Linked DNA regions of Homo sapiens: region 2 is linked to region 1. A link is an interaction called in ENCODE POLR2A ChIA-PET data of the cell type or tissue named here. Cell type or tissue: MCF 10A. All regions are shown on one strand. Links, peaks and the distances in the headings refer to the core of each region. The heading gives the core; the rest is flanking DNA.

Evidence for each region. Peaks named below come from ENCODE experiments on the same cell type or tissue, not always from the same donor. Only the 100,000 strongest peaks of a DNase experiment are listed, where the experiment ranks them.
Region 2: POLR2A ChIA-PET joins it to region 1 with 6 read pairs; 2 of 35 experiments call an interaction of 5 or more read pairs at or near these places.

What each region holds. Positions count from the first base shown.
Region 1 is chr1:152,950,689-152,959,050 of GRCh38, reverse strand. No RefSeq gene overlaps it. Among named protein-coding and RNA genes, the nearest start is that of LINC01527, 5.7 kb to the right of the region's middle. In MCF 10A, for the core only: no CTCF peak of the experiment used is centred there; DNase peaks (open chromatin) are centred at 4,460 and 5,070.
Region 2 is chr1:153,117,941-153,126,302 of GRCh38, reverse strand. It overlaps a transcript of SPRR2F not described here. Among named protein-coding and RNA genes, the nearest start is that of SPRR2F, 8.6 kb to the right of the region's middle. RefSeq lists a silencer at 3,230-3,319 and an enhancer at 2,775-3,518. In MCF 10A, for the core only: no CTCF peak of the experiment used is centred there; DNase peaks (open chromatin) are centred at 2,992 and 3,272.

The DNA of each region.
Region 1 (8,362 bases), core at 1,560-6,559:
GGTGAGTCATGAGGCTCTACCTGGCCTTGGTACATCTTTTTACAAGGTGCTGGTGTTACAGGAAAGGGGCCCCGATCCAGACCCCAAGAAAGGGTTCTTTGATCCTGTGCAAGAAAGAATTCAGGGTGAGTAAAGTGAAAGCAAGTTTATTAAGAAAGTAGTGGAATAAAAGAATGGCTACTGCATAGACAGAGCAGCCCCGAGGGCTCCTGGTTGCCAATTTTTATGGTTATTTCTTGATTATATGCTAAACAAGGTGTGGATTATTCATGCTGCCCCCTTTTAGACCATGTAGGGTAACTTCTTAACATTGCCATTCGTTTATAACTGTCATGGCACTGGTGAGAGTGTAGCAGTGAGGACGACCAGAGGTCACTCTTGTGGCCATCTTGGTTTTGGTGGGTTTTAGCCGGCATGTTTACTGCAAGGTATTTTATCAGCAAGGTCTTAATGACCTGTATCTTGTGGTCACCTCCTAGCTCATCCTGTGGCTTAGAATGCCTTAACTGTCTGGGAATGTAGCCCAGTAGGTTTCAGCCTCATTTTACCCAGCTCCTATTCAAGATGGAGTTGCTCTGGTTCATATGCATCTGACACTGGTGCCTGCTGTTTTATTTGGTCTCTCCTACTTTACCCACTGTTCTCTGCTACCTGCCTTACAACCAAGGGGCACCTGCCCCCTGGGATGGCAAAGCCAGCACTATTCTATTGACTGCTCCCAGTCTGTACTAAGGAGAATCAAAATGAGCACCTTAAAAAACAAACAAAAAACCCCCAAGATTCTAATTTAACAACTCTCCTCACAGGGGGCCGCAGTGATAACAGGGCACGATGGAAGACCATTGGGAAACTATTAAGATTATGGTTGCTGGTGACACTTTCCTGATTGTTCACAAAGACAATAGCATGCACATATGCATATGTACACGCAGATGAACACATGTACAGGCATGAAGACATGCGTGCACACACACATATGCATACACACACACTTTGCTCTCAGGGTGCCAAGGCAGAGGACACCACCTAAATCTAGTCTTATGCTAAGAATGGAATAGGGAATTCAATGAAGACAAAAGGAATATGGCTTACTGCTTCCTGTCACTCTTAAAAATCACTGACCTCTCACCCTTTCCCATCAGAGAAGCCCTAGCATGCACACTTGTTTCACCATTTATATTTTATTTCCTCCAGGCTATGAGGAGCAAGATAAAGGCCATATGAGGAGCAAGATATGGCCAGCTCCACGGAGGCCATAACCTGCATCTAGGCATTGCATTAGACATACCCAGAGTTCCCTTTCAACTAGTGCAATGAAATGTAGATGAGAAAAACCTCAGCCCTGCCTGCCTTGGAAAATATTCAGCTTAGCCATGGGAACCATAGTCAAAAGGGTGGGCCTGTCAAAGATCAGATAGTTGTAGGTATGCGGCGTTATTTCTGAGGGCTCTGTTCTGTTCCATTGATCTATATCTCTGTTTTGTACCATGCTATTTTGGTTACTGTAGCCTTGTAGTATAGTTTGAAGTCAGGTAGTGTGATGCCTCCAGCTTTGTTCTTTTGGCTTAGGATTGAGTTGGCGATGCAGGCTCTTTTTTGGTTCCATATGAACTTTAAAGTAGTTTTTTCCAATTCTGTGAAGAAAGTCATTGGTAGCTTGATGGGGATGGCATTGAATCTGTAAATTACCTTGGGCAGTATGGCCATTTTCACGATATTGATTCTTCCTACCCATGAGCATGGAATGTTCTTTCATTTGTTTGTATCCTCTTTTATTTCCTTGAGCAGTGGTTTGTAGTTCTCCTTGAAGAGGTCCTTCACATCCCTTGTAAGTTGGATTCCTAGGTATTTTATTCTCTTTGAAGCAATTGTGAATGGGAGTTCACTCATGATTTGGCTCTCTGTTTGTCTGTTGTTGGTGTATAAGAATGCTTGTGATTTTTGTACATTGATTTTGTATCCTGAGACTTTGCCGAAGTTGCTTATCGCTTAAGGAGATTTTGGGCTGAGATGATGGGGTTTTCTAGATAAACAATCATGTCATCTGCAAACAGGGACAATTTGACTTCCTCTTTTCCTAATTGAATACCCTTTATTTCCTTCTCCTGCCTGATTGCCCTGGCCAGAACTTCCAACACTATGTTGAATAGGAGCGGTGAGAGAGGGCATCCCTGTCTGATCTTTGACAAACCTGAGAAAAACAAGCAATGGGGAAAGGATTCCCTATTTAATAAATGGTGCTGGGAAAACTGGCTAGCCATATGTAGAAAGCTGAAACTGGATCCCTTCCTTACACCTTATACAAAAATCAATTCAAGATGGATTAAAGATTTAAACGTTAGATTTAAACCATAAAAACCCTAGAAGAAAACCTAGGCATTACCATTCAGGACATAGGCGTGGGCAAGGACTTCATGTCCAAAACACCAAAAGCAATGGCAACAAAAGCCAAAATTGACAAATGGGATCTAATTAAACTAAAGAGCTTCTGCACAGCAAAAGAAATTACTATCAGAGTGAACAGGCAACCTACAAAATGGGAGAAAATTTTCACAACCTACTCATCTGACAAAGGGCTAATATCCAGAATCTACAATGAACTCAAACAAATTTACAAGAAAAAACCAAACAACCCCATCAAAAAGTGGGTGAAGGACATGAACAGACACTTCTCAAAAGAAGACATTTATGCAGCCAAAAAACACATGAAAAAATGCTCATCATCACTGGCCATCAGAGAAATGCAAATCAAAACCACTATGAGATATCATCTCACACCAGTTAGAATGGCAATCATTAAAAAGTCAGGAAACAACAGGTGCTGGAGAGGATGTGGAGAAATAGGAACACTTTTACACTGTTGGTGGGACTGTAAACTAGTTCAACCATTGTGGAAGTCAGTGTGGCGATTCCTCAGGGATCTAGAACTAGAAATACCATTTGACCCAGCCATCCCGTTACTGGGTATATACCCAAATGACTATAAATCATGCTGCTATAAAGACACATGCACACGTATGTTTATTGCGGCATTATTCACAATAGCAAAGACTTGAAACCAACCCAAATGTCCAACAATGATAGACTGGATTAAGAAAATGTGGCACATATACAACATGGAATACTATGCAGCCATAAAAAATGATGAGTTCATGTCCTTTGTAGGGACATGGATGAAATTGGAAATCATCATTCTCAGTAAACTATCGCAAGAACAAAAAACCAAACACCGCATATTCTCACTCATAGGTGGGAATTGAACAATGAGATCACATGGACACAGGAAGGGGAATATCACACTCTGGGGACTGTGGTGGGGTGGGGGGAGGGGGGAGGGATAGCATTGGGAGATATACCTAATGCTAGATGACGAGTTAGTGGGTGCAGCGCACCAGCACGGCACATGTATACATATGTAACTAGCCTGCACAATGTGCACATGTACCCTAAAACTTAAAGTATAATAAAAAAAAAGGGTGGGCCTATATGAAAGACAGATCTATATTTGTTTGTTATTTTTAACAAATTTTTATTTTGGAATAATTTTAGGTTTACAGAAAAATTGCAAAATAGTACAAAGCGGTTTTATATATCCTTCCAGTTTCTCTAATGTTGACTTTTTTCTTCTTTTTAAATTTTTAAAGGAATTTTATTTAATTTATTTTTAATTGACAAATGTGGTATATCTTTATTGTGTACAACAGAATGTTTTGAAATATGCATAAATTGTGGAATGGCTAAATTGAGCTAATTAATATATGTGTACCTTCACATACGATTTTTTTTTTTGTGGGGAGAACACACAATCTACTCTTAGTGATTTTCAAGTGTATAATACATTATTAACTGTAGTCATCACTTGTAGGATAGATCTCTTGAACTTATTCCTCCTATCAAACTGAAATTTTATATTGCTTTGACCAATATCTCCCCAGTCCTTCCCCAATGCCCAGCCTCTGGTAACCACCCTTCTACTTTCTGCTTCCATGAGTTTGACTTTCTAGATCCCACACATAAGTAGATCATGTGGTATTTGTCTTTCTGTGCCAAGAATGATCTATATTTGACTCTCAGCTCTTTCAGCTGGCAAAGTTTATAACCTCTTTGGTTCTTGCTTTCCTCATTTGCAAAATTAAATTTTTTACTTATATGGTAGTAATGTATATTATATAAGATAAGTATTAAGATCCCAGTATAGTGTCTTGCTTATAGTAGTAAATTGCTGCTTAAACACACATACACACACACACACACACCTGGCCCCGGAAGGTGGATGTGTTGGTTCCCTGGAGGGAGGAAAGTTAGTCCTAAGCCCGAGTGCTCTTCAAATACAGATGCATGTTTTAGCTAAGCTTTCTCTACGCCTCCATGCAGAAGCATCTGGTGGCCTTCAACCCCAGACTTACCTCTTTTAGGGTTTTCCATGATGATGAATCATTAGGCGAAGAGATTAAACACAAAGATTAGCGTGAGTCACCTCATACAGAGTCAGAACTGAAAGAAGCTTAGAAATAGTTCAGGAAGTCCAACATTGTCATGTACAGGTGAGGACACTGGGAAAAGGGAATGACTTGTCCTGGGTCCCGCAGAAGAACAGCAGAATAACTAAGACAATACTCAGCTCTCATATACTCTGTCCAGTGCTCCTAATTCAGAGCTCCAGTGTCTCCTAAGTCCACCGAAGATGAGCATTCATGTCACACACATCATCGGCCCTTGGTGGCAGAGGAGACTTGAGCCAAAGGGCTGCCTGGAGAGCCCAGGACAGGGAAAATGGTTCCCTTTTTATTTTATTTAAGAGTGAGATGGAAGCTGCATAGTCTAATTCCTGAGAGTTGACATAAAAATTCCAGAAGACAGAGGACCAAATATCAAGGGTCAGGAGTCTGGGGTAAAACAATGACTGTTCTCTGCGTATGAACAAGACCCCCAGACAACAATAACACACTTAAACATGGCATGCCGAACTGATAGCCCCAAAGTGACTGGGAGGAGTTTCAGCATAGGTGGGTATAAGCCACGCCCAGGGCGTCTTCAGTGCCAGGCATCTGTGATTCTCCCAGGAATGTCAGATTGCCAGGGCACACGTACAAACCTGCAGGAGATGGTGGAGCACACTGAAGCTGGCCGCACCCACAGGCAGGGCTTCCTTCAAAGGATGACTGACTGCCGAGTGCTGAAGCTTCATTGCAGAAATCCATTACCAGCTAGGGTCCCCCTGCTCCCCACAACCTGGGCATACACAGCAGGATGTGCATCTAGCAGTGGGGTTCCCTTTCCCTGGGGCTTGTGGAGGAGGGCATGAGGGAAAGATAGAACACCACTGCTGTCAGAAACTCTGAGCTTCAAATTTAGGACTTGAAGTTCAAGTTATTCTCATTTTTTAGCTTAGAAAGGTTAAGTTGGCCAAGATTAATACAAAAGTAAGGAAGAGGAGATTTGAGCCCAGGTCTGTCACACTCCAAGATGTGTAGGTACTCTCTTTCCTGCACCCTACCATGCCATCTTCCATGGAATTTCTTTGTTTGGAGCAGAATAAAGAGAATATGTATACAAGCACTTCTCTGATGAAGGCATACCCCCTTCGAAGCCCTCAGCATCACACTCTTCATCCTGAGACCTCTGTTCTGTGGAAATTTCACTCAAGCCAGATGGTGAGACATCCTTGCTGGAATGTGGCAGAGGCCTGGAGAAAGGGGAGAGGACAAGTCACTAGGTCACAGGAGTAGAGCTGGATTTGATGTTCTGGGGCCATGCTCAACAGTGGGAATTACAGTGTGAGTGTGTGTGTGCATCTGGGTGTCTGTGAGTGTGTGTCAGTGGGTGTAATCATACTTGAGTGTGATTGACCGCATGTGAGTGTGTGTTGGTGTGTGGTGAGCTCTCATGTGAGGGTTAATGAGCTGTATATTTGTGGGAATATGAGTGTATGTGGACAAACGTGTGAATGTGCAAGAGTGAGTGTGCACAGGGCTGATATTCAGAAGTTACATGCCGGTCTGCACAGATGTTACTGAATCCATGGTTTTAAAAATATTAAAAATATTTTGTAATAGGTGGCCAATGGCTGCCACACCAACTTCCCTTCCTGTCATGCCCTGGCACCACCCTGGTTGCTTACGCAGCCCCCCACACCATAAGGATATAAGGAGGCTGATGCATCCACAGCAGGGGGCCTCTAGGACTTGACCCCAGCTTCCACTCTCAACGCTCAATGTCAGTCTGAGAGGCGTAGATATTATTTTGATGTCTACATCAAATGATGTAAAAACATGCATGAGTATATTTGTGTACATACAAGTGTAAGTGTGTGACTGCGAACGTGCCTAGCTCTGCCTTTCTAGTGAAACAGTGGATGGTAAACTCTCAAAGGACAGGGTCCGGGCATTATGCTTCTCCTAGCCACTAGCAATGTAAGACCACTTGCTGTGTTTCAAAGAATAAGACCAGAGAGCCAGAACACACTGAGTTTGAACCTCAGTCCTACCACCTACAGGCCATTACCACTATGAGCAAATAAGTGATTTTGCTGATCCTCAGTCTTCCATCTGTCATGGCAATAATGACACCTGCCTCAATAGGGTGGAACCACCATGCAATAGGCTAATGTGCATAAATGCTGGGCAACTTCCCTGTCGGTCAAATCCCTGCTCCTGTAGGTGCTTCCTTGGCTTGTCAGCCTCAGCATGCCCTTCCTTTCATGTGTTCTCCTGGTGGGCATCATCTCCTCCTGGTGATGTGTTGCATCCTTATTTTCCTTTGAATGTTGTGTGCATCTGTGCTGCAGAAGTCCCCCACATCTTACCCTGGTAGGAGCCTTGTAAATGTCTGGTTATCTCAGAAGCCTCCAGGGAACATAGCCTGCCTCAAAAAGACACAGCTCACTTTACAAAACAACAGGTAAAAGTCACCATGAGCCATAACCACCCAGGACTGCCTTGAGGACATGATTCATTGTGGGCACGTGTCACAAAGGTGAAGATTCTGGAAGAGAAGGGCAACCACCAAATGGGGTACTTATACTGTAGACTAAATCTTGTTTCCCCATGAATACCTGCTCAGACCCTTTGCTCCACTTAACAGATCCTTGTCCCTTCCCTCAATATGTGCTCTGCTCCCTCACACTTTGTGTCACTGAAGATCTGGAGCCCATGTCCTGAGGCTGGTGGGATAAGGGGAGCGTGCCGTCTGCAGGCTTGCTGCTTGATCAGGACCTGGAGAACGGTCATCAAAACGATAGCTGAAATCTATCCAACACCTCCTAGGGTCATGCTATGTTTTCTTCTTCATTTCCATTGTCTCATTGAACACTCCCCACCCCCATCAACCCAAAGAGGCAGTTGTTTTCCCACTATACAGATGAGAAAAGTGAGACATAGAAAAGTTATGTGATTCGTTCCAGGTCACATGCAAAAGAAGGGTGGCTCTGGAATCCAAACTTAGTGTGACAGGATTCAAAGAAGAATCAGCAAGGTCACATACTTGCAGTCTTTTTCTCGTCTAAGGACATTTCTAGATTATGGCTTGCTCACTCTCGTAGCATGTGTGCACACACGGATGTATCCATGCACATGTGCACACCTGGAGATTATGATAATTAGTAGAGGAGAAAATTAAATGAAGCCTAGAGAGGAAAAACGGAACCTCGTGTTAAGTTGCTGAATCAAGTAGGGTAAGAGCCTATATGAGAGAAATCTGGGAAAGATAACATATGGAACTAGAGCAAAGAGACATTTGGAGACTGCTCAATGATATATCTGAATACGGGAAAATGTTTAAAACTTTACATCACTTCCTGGGAGTTCAGTTAAGATTTACTTAACTTTTCGCTGGTTTTCTGTATCTAAGACTTGAGTTTCTGATGAATGCAATATCTTGGGAAAAGAGTTAGGAGAAGTAGGTCACAAAAGTGGAGCCATCCCCCAAATTTCTGTGGTATACAGCAGATGTGAGCAGCCGTACTTTCCAACCACTTGGTCCTGGGGCTTCGATATATACCGGAGGGCTGGCCCTCCTGGGCACACCTGGATCCCACAGCATTGGCTCCTGCTGTATCCAGTTCTGGGATGCTCTCTGTCCTAGCCAAATCCTACTGTCCTTCCACTAGAAACTGCACCTTCTCTAGGTATTCATCACTGAACAGGCAAGTCCCTGGGAGCCCTGTGGTAGGTGCTATGACTACAGAGAGGACCAAGTTCTCCTTCCTACCCTCAACAGCTCTTACTGTTCTCATTCTGTCTGTCTCCTCTGAATTCTGAGGGCATAAGTGAGGTATTGTACCATCCATCATCCCTTCATTAGATGCTTCCTTGTCTAATTGTTCTTTATAATCTTGGGTGAGACCCAGAACCCTGTGTATCTT
Region 2 (8,362 bases), core at 1,150-6,149, 170 kb before region 1:
GGCTAAGGGAAGGCATTTCATCCCCAGCTAAAACCATTTGTGACCTTTAAAGAAGCCAAATCTATGTAGGTTACAAATGGGAGCAGTTTTATCAGCAGCCTGTCTACCTGACTGCTGATAAAACTGCTCCCATTTGTAACCTACATAGATTTGGTCTAAAATCTGCCATTCTGTATCTTTTAAGTGGAGCATTTAGGCCATTTACATTCTATGTTAGTATCGAGATGTGAGATACTATTCTATTCATCATGCTATTTGTTGCCTGAATACCTTTTTTTTCTTCATTGTGTTGTTTTATATGTCCTGTGAGATTTGTGCTTTAAGGAGATTAGATTCTATTTTGGTATATTTTGAGGATTTGTTTCAAGATTGAGAGCTCCTTTTAGCAGTTCTTGTAGTGCTGGCTTGGTAGTGGTGAATTTTCTCAGCATTTGTCTGCAAAAGACTTCACTTATGAAGATTAGTTTTGCTGGATACAAAATTCTTGGCTGATAATTATTTTGTTTAAGGAGGCTAAAGATAGAACCCCAATCCCTTCTAGCTTGTAGTGTTTCTACTGAGAAATCTGCTGTTAACCTGATAGGTTTTCCTTTGTAGGTTACCCGATGCTCTTGCCTCACAGCTCTTAAGATTCTTTCTTGTTTTGACTTTAGATAACCTGATGGCTATGTGTCTAGGTGATGATCTTTTGGCAATCAACTTCTCAGGTGTTCTTTGAGCTTCTTGTATTTGCATGTCTAGATCTCTAGTAAGGCCAGGGGGGTTTTCCTGGATTATTCCCTCAAATATGTTTTCCAAATTTTTAGATTCCTCTTTTTCCTTGGGAGCACAAATTATTCTTAGGTTTGGTAATTTAACATAATCCCAAACTTCTTGAAGGCTGTGCTCATTTTTTAAAATTCTTTTTTCTTTCTGTTTGTTGGATTGGGTTAATTCAAAAGCCCTGTCTTTGAGCTCTGAAGTTCTTGCTTCTACTTGTTCAATTCTATTGCTGGGAATTTCCATTGTATTTTACATTTCTCTTAATGTGTCCTTCATTTCCAGAAGTTGTGATTGTTTTTTAATTATGCTATATGTTTCTCTGGAGATTTTTTAATCCATATCCTGTAACGCTTTACAAATTTCTTTAAGTTGGTATTCACCTGTCTCTGGTGCCTCCTTGAGTAGCTTAATAATCAAGCTTCTGAATTCTTTTTCTGGCAATTCAGAGATTTTTTTCTTGGTTTGTATCCATTGTTGGTGAGCTAGTGTGATCTTTTGGGGGTGTTAAAGAACCTTGTTTTGATATGTTACCAGAATTGTTTTGATTACTTCTCACTTGGGTAGATCATGTCAGAGGGAAGATCTGGAGCTCAAGGGCTGCTGTTCAGATTCTTTTGTCCCATGGGGTGCTGCCTTGATTTGGTGCTCTCCTACTTCCACTAGAGATGTGGCTTCCTGAGAGCCAAACTGCAGTGATTGTTATCTCTCTTCTAGATCTAGCCACCCAGCAGACCTACTGGGCTCCAGCCTGGTACTGGGGAGTGTCTGCAGGGTCCCGTAATGTGATCCACCTTCAGGTCTCTCAGCCATGGATACCAGCACTTGCTCTAGTGGAGGTAGCAGAGGAGTGAAGTAGACTCTGTGAGGGTCCTTACTTGTAGTTTTGTTTAGCATGCTGGTTTTGTGTTTTGTTGGCCTCCAAACAGGAGGTGGCACTTTCCAGACAGCATCAGCTGCAGTAGTATAGGGGAGATACAAGCTTGCCCCAGGGTTGCCTGGATTGTTACAGGAAGTCAGGGACCCCGAATGGAGGGACCGACTGAAGCCATGGCAGAATAACATAAATTGTGAAGATTTCATGGACATTTATTAGTTCCCCAAATTAATACTTTTATAATTTCTTACACCTGTCTTTACTGCAATCTCTGAACATAAATTGTGAAGATTTTGTGGACACTTATCACTTCCCCAATCAATACCCTTATGATTTCCTATGCCTGTCTTTAGTTTAATCTCTTAATCCTGTCATCTTTGTAAACTGAGGAGGATGTATGTTGCCTCAGGACCCTGTGATGATTGCGTTAACTGCACAAATGTTTTGTAGAGCATGTGTGTTTGAACAATATGAAATCTGGGCACCTTGAAAAAAGAACAGGATAACAGCAATGTTCAGGGAACAAGGGAGATAACCTTAAACTCTGGCTGCCTGTGAGCCAGGCGGAACAGAGCCATATTTCTCTCCTTTCAAACGCAAATAGGAGAAACATCGCTGAATTCTTTTTCTCAGCAAGGAACATCCCTGAGAAAGAGAATGCGTCCCTAAGGGGAGGCCTCTGTAATGGACGCTTTGGGATGGCTGTCTTTTATGGTTGTCGTTAAGGGGTGAAATAAGCCCCGGTCTCCCATAGCGCTCCCAGGCTTATCAGGACAAGGAAATTCCTGCCTAATAAATTTTGGTCAGACTGGTTGTCTGCTCTCAAACCCTGTCTCCTGATAAGATGTTATCAATGACAATGCATGCCCAAAACTTCATTAGCAATTTTAATTTTGCCCTGGTCCTGGGGGTCCTGTGATCTCACCCTACCTCCATTTGCCTTGTGATATTTTATTACCTTGTGAAGCATGTGATCTCTGTGACCCACACCCTATTCGTATACTCCCTCCCCTTTTGAAAATCCCTAATAAAAACTGGCTGGTTTTACAGCTCAGGGGGCATCACGGAACCTGCTGACATGTGATGTCTCCCCCAGATACCCAGCTTTAAAATTTCCCTCTTTTGTACTCTGTCCCTTTATTTCTCAGACAAGCTGACACTTAGGGAAAATAGAAAAGAACCTATGTGAAATATCTGGGGTGAATTTCCCCCGATACCAGATAAGTATTTCGTTTTCTCAGGCAGTGGGCAGGGCCAGAGAACTTCCAAGAGATTATGTCCTTTGTCTTCGGCTACCAGTGTGGGTAGGGAAAGACCATCAGGTTAGGGTAGGATTAGTCATGTCTTAGCTCACACTCTTCTTGGGTGAGGCTTGCTGCAGCTGCTGTGTGGGGATGAGGTGTGGTTCTCAGGCCAATGGAGTTATGTTCCCAGGGGTATTATGGCTGCCTCTGCTGTGTTGTACAGGTCACCAGGGAAGTGGGGGAAAGCCAGCAGTTACAGGCCTCATTCAGCTCCCATGCAGCCTGAAAAACTGGTCTCACTCACTCCCACTGTGCCTCCCTAATAGCACTGGGTTTACTTCCAGGCAGCAGGTGAGCAGGGCTGAGAATTTGCCTCTGGCTACAAGCCTTCCTGCTGAGAAAGTAAGCAGGGCTCTCAGGTTTCACACCTCCCTGTCTGCTGCAGCTGCTGTGCTCACATTCACCCCCTCCCCCGGGTTCCGTCCAGGAAACTTCATGTTCAGTTGAAATTGTTACAAAGTTCAGCTGGAAGTTTCCTTCTGTCTGTGGTCTTTCCCCACTTCCACTGGCAGCCCTCCTCAAGGACTCCTGTGAGACAAAGTCAGAAATGTCTTCCTTGGGGACTGAGAGTGTCCACAGGGCTCTTTCTGCTGCTTCCTCTCCCCTGTATTTCACTTGACTGTTTCTTTATTTGTAAAAAATTTCCCATGCCTTTTACATAATTTTTATTAGGATTTTTTTTCTTATTTATGTGTAGGAGTTGGTAGTATAGAAGAAAACTTTATTGAAGCAAATCTTCATTTTTCTTAATATGTTTATTAGCTCTAATGGGGATTTTGGGATAATATTTTAGAGTTTTTTTACATGCAAGATTATATTATCTGTCAACAGAAATATTTTATTTCTTCTTTTCCAACTTGGATGCCTTTTATTTTTTCTTACTTAATTGCACTGACTAGAACTTTCAATAGTATGTTGACTAGAAGTTGAGAAAGTGGGCATCCCCATCTTGTTTTTGATCTTAAAGGAAAAGCTTTTGATCTTTCACCAATAAGTTTGATGTTAGCAGGGCTTTTTCATATATGGCCTTTATCAGTTTGAAGAAGTTTCTTTCTATCTCTAGTTTATTGACTATTTTTTTTTTTTTTTTTTTTTTTTTGAGACGGAGTCTCGCTCTGTCGCACAGGCTGGAGTGCAGTGGTGGGATCTCGGCTCACTGCAAGCTCCGCCTCCCGGGTTCACGCCATTCTCCTGCCTCAGCCTCCCAAGCAGCTGGGACTACAGGTGCCCGCCACTACGCCTGGCTAATTTTTTGTATTTTTAGTAGAGACGGGGTTTCACCGTTTTAGACGGGATGGTCTTGATCTCCTGACCTCGTGATCCACCCGCCTCGGCCTCCCAAAGTGCTGGGATTACAGGCTTGAGCCACCGCGCCCGGCCTTTTTTGTTTGTTTTAAGACAGGGTCTTGTTCTATTGCCCAGGCTGGAGTGCAGTGGCACTATCTCAACTCACTGAAGTCTTGACCTCCTGGGCTCAAGCAATCCTCCCACCTCAGCCTCCTGAGTAGCAGAGACTACAAGTGTATGCCACCACCCCCTGGCTAATTTTTGTATTTTTGGTAAAGATGAGGTTTCACTATGTTGCCCAGGATGGTCTCAAAGTCCTGGCCTCAAACAATCCACCCACCTCAGTCTCCCAAAGGGCTGGGATTAAGACGTGAGCCATTGTGCCTGGCAGTTTTTTTTTTTAATTATGAAACAAGGTTGAATTTTATGAAATGCTCTTCCTGCACTGATTGAGAGGATCATCTTTTTTTTTTCTTCTGCTGATAATTTGGTATATCACCTTAATTGATTTTCTTATGCTGAGCAATTCCTGGATTGGGGAGTGAATCACAGTTGGTCATGTTGTATAATCCTTTTTAATTATGTTGCTAAATTTGGTGCATGAAATTTATTTGAGGATTTTTTGCATTAATGTTATGAGAAACATTGATCTGTAGTTTTCATTTCTTATAGTGTCTTTTTGTATCCAGGGAAGGCTGGTCTCAGAACAAGTCAGGAAATATTCCCTGCTTTGAGTTACAATTGATACATAATTCACCAGTAAATCTTTCTGCTTTAGATCTTTTTTCCTGTGAGGTTTTTGATTAGAGATTCAATCTTCTTACATGTTATAAGTCTATTCAGATTTTCTATTTCTTCATGATTTGGTTTGATAAATAGTGTATTTCTAAGAATTTGTTCATTTCAACTGGGTTATCCAATATGCTGACATAGAATTTTTCAGTCTTCTCTTAAAATCCTTTTCATTTCTGTAAAATCAGTTGTAAATTTCACACTTGCAAAATTTTTATTTATTTGAGTCTTACATCTGTTTTTCTCTTAATTTACCTAAAGATTTGTCAGTTTTGTTGACATTTTCAAATAAATAGCATTTAGTTTTGTTGATTTTCCCTATTGATTGCTTGTCCTTTGTTTTATGTATCTTCACTCTCTTCCCTCTTATTTACTTGCTTTGGGTTTATTATGCTTTACTTTTTAAAGTTCCTAAGATATAATATGAGGTTAATGATTTGAGGTGTTTGTTTTCATTAAAATATGCATGTGGTTATGGCTACAAATTTCCGTTAGCACTGTTTTGCTGCAACCCATAAGTTTTGGTATGACATGCTTTTGTTTTTAGTAGTCTCAAAGTATTTAATTTTCCCTGTGAATTCTTCTCTGACCCATTGATTGTTAAAGAGTGTGTTGTTTAATTTCTACAAATTTGTGAATTTTCCAGTTTTTCTTTGATTATAGATTTCTAGTTTCATTCCATCATGACTGGAAAAGTACTTTGTATGATTTTAGTCTTTTAAAATATATTAACTTGTTTTGCAGCATAATATAATATATGATCTATCCTGGGGAGTGTTCCATGTTCTCTTGAGAAAACTGTAATGTGGATTCTGCTGTTGGTGGGTGGAGTATTCTCTATTTGCCTCTTAGGTCTAATTGGTCTATACTTTTTCGCAAATCATCTTTTTTTTTTTCAAACTTCTGTCATTCTAGTCATTATTGAAAGTGAAATATTGAAGTTTTCAACTTTTATTATAGATCTGTCAATTATTTAAAAAATTTATTTCAGTGTAGCTTCATATATTAATTGGAGTTCTGATATTTAGTGAATGTATGATTATAATAGCTATATCTTCTTGGTAAATTGATCCTTTTATCAATATATGATGTCTTTTTTTGTCTCTGATAATGGTATTTAACTTGAAGTATGGCTTTACAAAATATTAGTTTAGCCACCTCAGCTCTCTTTTGGCTTCTATTTGCATAGAATTTACTTTTCCATCCTATTACTTTCACCCTGTTTGTGAGGTGGGAAATTAAGGAAGGAAAGAAAAATAAAATTAAAAAGAAAAAGAAATAAGCTTTCCTGTATTAGGCTGACTTATCTCAGAGGCAGCAACAGGCACAGCCCAGACCCAGGAAAAGCCTTGATAAACATTATCTAAGAAGCTAGTACACAAAGAAATCTACTCTGGAGACCCTCCCAGCACTCTTTCAACACAGGGAGGAGAAAAACAAATTTTCCTTTCTTTTATGGTATAAGTTTATAGATTCCTGTTCTCTGTATCTAGTAACTTCAAGTATTCTGTTTTGTCTAAGTGGAACAGTGAAGGACATGAGCTGTCTGAGCAGGCCTGAATTATGGCCACCTGGGCGCTGTAGTGAAGGTCATGGAATAAGCTGTGCTAGGCACTAGGGCAAACCTAGATAACGGCCATCTTGGTTACATAGCAACAGTCATGTGTAATCCTGAGTTATGAACCTGTTAAAATTTGATTAACTGTCTTTGTTCTGCCTCTGTATCCTCACTTTCACGCCACTGTAAGCCTGCTTCAAGCTAGCCCATCCCCTTTTAAAAGTGTGTATAAAAGTTAAGTGCTGTCTTTGTTCTTGGCACATCTTCTGACGTTAATCTTCTGGGTCTGAGTGCATTCAATAAATCCTCCTCCTTTTACCCCGTGGTCTTTCTGGTTCTCCTGATTCTGCAACCGTTGTGTCTTCCATGTAAAGTGAGTCTCTCTTAAATAGCATAGAGTTGGATCTTTTTTCTTTTTTATCCATTCCACCAATCTCTGTTTGTTGATTAGAAAGTTTAATTCTCCATTCAAGGAATTCCATTTAAAGTAATCATTGATGACGAAGGTCTTCCTTCCGCATTTACTGTATATTGTTTGTCCTTCATTTCTTCCATGATTGCTTGATTTTGTGTTCAGTTGATCCTTGTAGAAAAACTTTTTGATTGTGTTTATTTTTCCTTTTGTATATGTTCTATAGATATTTATTTTGGGGTTACAATGGGGATTATATATAACATCCTAAAGTTACAGTTATCTAGTTTGAATTAACACCAACTTAACTGTAAATGCATAAAAAATTCAACTCTGACAAAAGTCTATCCCCTTTTTATGTTATTGATTTCACCAATTACATCTTTCTACGTGGCATGTCCACTAACTTTGGCTTATAATTATATTTTATGAATTTGCATTTTAAATCCTGTAGAAAATAAAAAGTGGAGTTACAAGCTAAAATTACAATAATGCTGGCTTTTACGTTTGCCCATGTACTTTTACCAGAGACCTTTATATCTACATACAGTTTCAAATTTCTCTCTAGCATCCTTTTACTTCAAATCAAAAGGCTCTCTTTATCATTTCTCACACAGGAAATCTAGGAGCAATGAACCGCCTCAGGTTTTGATTATTAGAGAATGTTATAATTTCGCCCTCATTTTTTAAGTACAATTTTGCCAGAAGCGAAATTCTAGGTTGCCATTTTTTCCTTTCAGCACTCTCATTATATCATCCCACTGCCTCCTGATCTCCAAGACATCTGATGATAAATTGGTCAACAGTCTTATTAAGGATCACTTATATATGAAGATTCACTTATCTCTTGATGCTTTGAATATTCTCTCTTTGATAGTTTGATTATAATGTGCCTCCGTGTGGCTCTCTTTGAATTTATTTTACTAGGAGTTTGTTGAACTCTTTGGATGTGTAAATTTATCTTTTACTGAAGTCACATATATGGAACCTTAAAGTATGTAGTCTTTAAGACGGCCTTCTGTTACTTATCAATTTGCATTTAAAATTCAACCATGTCTTTGTGAGTCTTGATAGGTCATTCCATTTTGTCACTGTACAGTATTCCACTCTATGGGTGTGATATACTACAGTTTATTTATCTATTTATCTACTGAAGGACACCTTGGTGGATCATAATTCTTGGAAATTATGAATAAAGCTACTATAAACATTTGAATCCAGGTTATTTTTTGTGGGCATATTTTGAAATCTGTTACATGAATTTCTAGGAGTCATGATGATGGATGCTATGGTAAAATTATGTTTAGTTCTGTGAGATCATGAGTCAGTTTTGATTTTTCTGTTTATATTTTATTTAACTTCTCTTTAACTTA